Regions from separate parts of the Homo sapiens genome. Here region 1 is linked to region 2. A link is an interaction called in ENCODE POLR2A ChIA-PET data of the cell type or tissue named here. Cell type or tissue: HepG2. All regions are shown on one strand. Links, peaks and the distances in the headings refer to the core of each region. The heading gives the core; the rest is flanking DNA. Region 1 has its middle 23 kb from the start of LINC03068. Region 2 overlaps LOC107984282 (a long non-coding RNA gene).

Region 1 (2,895 bases), core at 239-2,738, 96 kb after region 2:
CCACACAACCGCATGTCACATGGATGAAATGGAACGCATGTTACACACAATCATAAATCACACACAACCACATGTCACACAGAACGCAGAACAGGGAAGTCCCCAGAGACGGAAGCAGATGAGGGACTGCTTAGGCCTGGGGAGGAGGGTGATGGCTAAAAGCTGTGGGGTTTCTTTCTGAGGTGAAGCGAATGTTCTAAAAGGGCCCGTGGGGATGTTGCCCATCTATAAACACGCTGAAAGCCATGGACGTGTCCACTGGAAGGGGAGGGATCATATGATATGTGAGCTACGTCTCAAAGAAAGCTGTTTTTTCAAAAAGACTTGTTTCCCGTCTCCCCCGAGGGCTTCCTGGACTCCTGTTGCTTGTCTCTGTCACGAATCCTCACCCCAAAATCATAGGATGAACACCCCAAAGAAATCATGAGAACTCTTCTCTTTGTAGCAAACCACCAAAGGAGAAATTCATGCTTGAAACTGTATCCAAACGGATCAGGGGCCCAAGGGCTGGATGATCTTCACCGCAGCTGGTCTCTGAAAACATGCCTTGTGACCTGCAGTGAGGAGTCCGCATCTGTCTGTGCCACCTGCTGAGACTGTCCTCTCTCGGGCTCCCATGGGGGCTGCGGGCTGGAGCGGGGCCAGGAGGGAGGGGGATGGACGGCTGGGAGGAGGACAGACACCCACACCTCGGTGACAGGTGACAGGCGTTGGCTTGGGCAGAGCCTCGGTGACCTGCCTAGGTTTTCTTCCCCAAAGCAGATCCCAGCTGCGTCTGCACCCAGCAGGCCCCAGAGCCTTCTCCTCCGTGGGGGGGTGGGGGTAAGTCCCCTCCTGCTGGGCTGCCAGGCCTCAGGCAGCCTCGACGCAGCTCTGCACCCAGCTCCCGGCTCCCACAGAGAGCCCTGCAGCTACAGCCGGGGCGGCAGCTTCCAGTGGGCTTCCTGGACCCCTGTCTCCCAGCCACGCCGACCGCAGCCACTATGTGGCTCCTTACAGTCCTCCCCCGGGACCCCTCAGCCCCCACTGGCCTCCGTCTCCCCATCCTGGTGCCCCTCTGCTCTCTGTGGGTCTCCATGGGTCACCCCACTGCCCCGTTCATCTCTCCGTCCTGGCGCCCTCTGCCCTCCGAGGGTCACCCCCGCCGCCCTCTCATCTCTCAGGTCTTGTCCCTGCCTGGCAGCGGGTTGAGCACTGGGCCCACTCCTGGGCCTCCCAGCTCCCTTGGGACCATCTCTCTCACCTCTCCAGCCCCTCCAGCTGTGGACACTGACCCCTGCCTGGCTATGGGGCTCTAGGGCAAGCCCCTCCGGCTCCAGGCCTTCAGCCCCCTCCCCCCAGCCACACCCAGGAAGGAAGGAAGCCCCCACTGCTCTGCCCCTTGGAGGGTCAGCGACGCCTGCCCGCACAGGGAAGCTCTCCTGCCTCCCTTCGTGGTTGGGGAACTGGCTGCCCTGGGTGAGGCCCTCAGGCCTCACCCGCCTCTCTCTGCGGAGAAAAGGCCCGTGGTAGCAGCAGGCGGGGCTGGGGCTAAAAATAACTCTGCTGGGGCAGAGGCTGGCTGGTGAGGCCGCCTCTGTAGGGTGGGGGCGGGAAGGGAGACCGGCCCTGGGACAGCCTCAGCTGGAGCCCAGGGGCGGTGGCCCCAAAGGCCAAGCAGGAGGCCCACTGACCTGACCTCCCCCCGCAGAGAAGCTGGGCAGGGAGCAGGAAGTCCATCTGGGGTCAGGGCGGTGGGGCCCCCCCAGCTGCAGCCCCCTACTTCCAGCCGGGTATTGATCGGCTTGAAGCTCCTTGGGGCACAAAGGAGCTTAACCCTCCTGAGCAGATGACGGCCACGCTCAGGCCAGGGGCAGGGCCCCATCTGCGTCGGCCTCTCCGGAGTGCACCCTTCCCATGGCTGGGGGTGGGGCTGGGGCCGGGGCCGCAGGGTGCAGGGAGCCCAGCGGGAGAGCCCAGCCCTGCCGCGGCTCCTCCCTCAGTGTCCACGGGGAGATGCCCCTGGCCACAGGCAGCCGTTGGCACCTCAGACCTGGGGCAGGAAGGGGAGGGAGCCCCCGGCCACAGGAAGCCACGGAAGGGTGAGCTGGGCACAGAGTTCCAGGGTGACACAAGGCCAGGTCTGCAGAGCAAACATCTGTTAATGCCCAGAAAACTCACCCGGGAAGAAATACGCAAAAGGCCCACAGGGTGTGAGACTGCGGGAGATTCTAATTTTCTTTTTTTTTTTTGCTTTTCTTTATTTTGCTAATTTTTTCCCCCCACCAACAGGGGTTATTTTATAATCAAAGAAACAGAAAACCCTCGCAGAAAAGGGAAGTGCTGGCTGGGGTCCTGGCCACGGTGCCGTCCAGGCAGGATTTGGAAGGGTCCTGGGCTTTGGAGTCCAGGAACCAGCTGTGGCCCCCCGGGTCTCAGCCTCCCCAGCTGTAATGCAAAGTATGCACCCCCAGTGAGGACTCCTCACCTGCTCTTGCCCCTCCCCAGCCATCCCACCACCACCCAGCAGGGCCTAGGCTGCGGGGCTTGCACTGTGAGAAGCCCAGGCAAGGAGGTGACGCAGAGGCCCTGGCCCAGCCCACACAGCCAGGCCACAGAGCTGGAGCCCAGGGCGACCTAGTCTCTGTCCCCAGAAGGCAGACCAGGACTCCAGCCCCAGGAGCCCCACACAGGCCTTGACTCCCTCTCCTGGACCACGCCAGGGTCCCCCTAGATGGCGGGCAGGGGGTTGTGGGCAGGGCCTCCGGGAGATGGGACCAGCAGAAATGGAGCCACCTGGGGGAGGATCTGCAGCAAGAGGAGGAAGATGAAGAACAAGAGGAAGAGGAAGAAGAGAAAGAAGGCTGGAGAGCAGCACCCCAGGCCACGCCACCCACTGCGTCCAGCCCAGCTCTT
Region 2 (2,895 bases), core at 182-2,681:
TGTTTCAGCGGCCAAAAAAGCAGACGTGATATAAATGTCCATCGGCAGGTCTGGGTGGAGCAAGTTACGGCACCGGCCCACGTGCCCTTCAATGTAGGCGGGGCTTCTCCAGAGGGAGGAGCACAGAGACACGCCAAGCTGTGCCCGGACCAAATCACAGGTGCACTTGGCCTCACGCCCGCACCCCCGCCTTTTCCTGCGCTGGCCTCCATAGCGGCTGTAGGAACCGCTAGGGAAAGGTCTTGGGGGGACACAACCTGCTTTTACTTTTTTGTAGTTTGTATTTTTTACAAGGGGTATCATTTTTATAATCAGACAATACATGAAGCTACTTTCAGGGTCAACCATCCACACGAACTCTGAGTCTCTGCGTTTGGGGCCGGGCCCTGCCCCCAGGGTCTCTGCAGTGGAAGGACTGGAGCTGTGTTCTGGGTCCCACGGGCTGGAGGCAGCGCTGACTGGGTTGAGCCTGGGGCTTTCTCTGTTGCAAAAGTGCACCCTCCTCAGATGGGGATGGGGAGTGGCCTTCACTAGGGTGGTCCTCCTGGCTGAGCAGGGCCGGCCCAGGGGAGGGCGGGGCCAGCACGTCCCCAGAACAGTGCCTGTCCAGGGGCACAAGGGTTCACTGAAGACTCAGGAGAGGGGTTTAGAGCACAGCCTCCCTCTCCAGGGTCAGGTTCACGGGAGCTGTTGGGGGCTCCTTCCCTCGCAGCAGTGACCACTCCAAGGACCACGGCCTGGACATGAGCGGCAGCGGTGAGCTGGGAGCTGCTGGCCTGGTAGCTATTGTTTCCATGGAGACAGGGTCTCGGCTCAGGTGTCCTGGGGACGGCTGCACCCTGATGTATCTCACACCCCTGCAGGCCCCACGTCAGTGGTTTCTGGGGACAGGGTGCAAGGCTGGCTTTATGGGGGTGCAGCTAGGGCCCAGAGTGGCTGCCCCCAAGGCCCCATACTTGCCCCGAATACTTAGTCATTGTTGAAGGGTGGCCTCGCAGTTTTGTTTTGCACTGGGCCCTGCGTGAGCAGTGGGTACAGAGAGTGAATCCAGAAAAGGCCCCACAGACGTGGGAGACTCCCCAGGGTGGGCAGGGGAAGAAAGTCACCCTCCTGATGGAACAGCAGGTCCTCGCGGGGCAGAAAAACCAGGAGCTGCCCCCGTACAGTGCCTGGTCATCCCTGGGAAGCGCAGGAAGAAGGGGCGTGTGGGTGGGAGTCAGGCTGAGGGCGCAGCCCCTGCCCTGCCCCCACCGGAGGGACCCGGCTTGAGTGTCCAGGGCCTGGTGACCTGGCAGCCCCACAGCCTTGACCGAGCCCCTCCCTCTTCCGGGCTCTGAGAGGAGAGGCCACCCCAGGAGGAGGCCCTGCCGCAGCCTAATAATAACTTCCCGGCTGGTCCAGCGAGCGCCAGCGCAGGCTATTTTTAGAGTCCCCTGGCCCAGCCCCCATGTGACTCAGCCAGGCCAGTGCTGGGATGAGAAAGTCACCCTCTGCGTGGGATGCTCCAGGCGGCCAGTGGGCAGCCCAGGCCCAGGGGGAGGCCAGCAGGACCTCAGGCCTGTGGAACCTGGAACAGCCTCAGCCACCCCGCCCCACCCCCCGCTGGCCTCGGCTCCCTCCTGGCTCCCTGCCGGCTCCTCCCCCAAAGCTAGCTTGGAAAATCTGATGTCAGAATTCCAGCTTCCGCAGGAATGTGGCCCGACCTTCACCTCCCGGAGGAGCCGCCTTGTTGAGGCCTGAGGGGCTGGCTTGGATCTCACCCCTAGGCGTGCCCTGGCACCTGAGAGCCCTCTTTCCAACCAGCTTGGGGCCACCTGCGCCCCCCGCCCCACTGTGGCCCTGGCCAGACTAGTGCCTGCGTCTTGCCCTGCTACTGAGCGCCCCAAGGTGCCACGCGGCAAGTCCCCGGGCTGGTCTCGCCCCAGCAGCCATTTGTCGGGTGCAGCGGTCCGGGGGAACTTGTCTCTGGGACGGTTTCTGGAGCAGGTGACTTGGGTGCCTGTGTACCTGGGAGCCAAGGGGGCGGGTCCCTGCCCCAGCCATGTGTCACTGAATCACATGGGTAGGGAGGCCCCTGATCCTGCCTTTGAGGTGAGGGGAGGGTAGCAGGATCAGGAGAGAGCTGTGTGTGTGTGTGTGTGTGTGTGTGTGCACGCGTTGTGCACTGTGTACTTGCAGATGCATGCTGACGTACATGGTGTGCATGTGTGTACATGCATGTATGAGCACATATTGTGTGGATGTGCACATGTGTGTGCACTGTATCTTATATGCGTATGTTTGCTTGTGCACAGCACACATGTGTGCATTGTGAACATGAACTGTGCATGTATATATACACGTGCGTATGTGGGGTAGCCAGTCCCTTGGGAGCAAACCGTTGCTTCCTCAACGTCTTCTGGTCACAAGGAAGCACTGAGTGATGCGTCTCATGGCCAGGCACCTTCCCACCACAGCCGGAGCCCTGCACAGGCTCTCCAGCCCAGATCCACAATGCCTCCTGTGAGACTGGCAGTCCTCATGCCCCGGGTAGAAAGGGGAAGAGGGAGACCACTTCACAGCCAGGGCCAGCCATAGGGCAGAGGGCAGAGGACAGAGGGCAGAGGGCAGAGGACAGAGGACAGAGGGTGGAAGGCAGAGGGCGGTGGCTCTGCTGGAGCTGGGACACTTGTTTCTGCAGAGGCATGGGCACTGGGGGGCCCCTCCAGAGTCAAGGAGGCTTTGTAGTAGATGGAGAGAGAGCCGACCACCCTGGCTGGAGCTGGGGGTGCAGCAGAGTGAAATGAGACACCCAACACCCCAGTTCTCCCTCACCACTTTCCCAGTGGCTCAAGTGGCTTTGGGCACTGTCCCCTTTGCAAGCAGGAGAACCATGCAGGCAAGAGGTGGCAGCCA

The links. ChIA-PET counts read pairs that join two places held together with the same protein. Peaks named below come from ENCODE experiments on the same cell type or tissue, not always from the same donor. Only the 100,000 strongest peaks of a DNase experiment are listed, where the experiment ranks them.
Region 1: POLR2A ChIA-PET joins it to region 2 with 5 read pairs; 2 of 35 experiments call an interaction of 5 or more read pairs at or near these places.

Annotation. Positions count from the first base shown.
Region 1 is chr10:132,420,290-132,423,184 of GRCh38, reverse strand. No RefSeq gene overlaps it. Among named protein-coding and RNA genes, the nearest start is that of LINC03068, 23 kb to the left of the region's middle. RefSeq lists an enhancer at 343-1,246 and silencers at 1,704-1,763, 1,794-1,853, 1,884-1,933. In HepG2, for the core only: no CTCF peak of the experiment used is centred there; a DNase peak (open chromatin) is centred at 1,544; H3K4me3 peaks cover 947 bases.
Region 2 is chr10:132,515,978-132,518,872 of GRCh38, reverse strand. It overlaps LOC107984282 (a long non-coding RNA gene), which reads left to right. Exons shown (of 4, transcript NR_158224.1): 2 at 1-756. Among named protein-coding and RNA genes, the nearest start is that of INPP5A, 20 kb to the left of the region's middle. RefSeq lists enhancers at 171-678, 1,187-1,694, 1,695-2,203, 2,204-2,711. In HepG2, for the core only: no CTCF peak of the experiment used is centred there; DNase peaks (open chromatin) are centred at 552, 1,342, 1,682 and 2,052; H3K4me3 peaks cover 1,922 bases.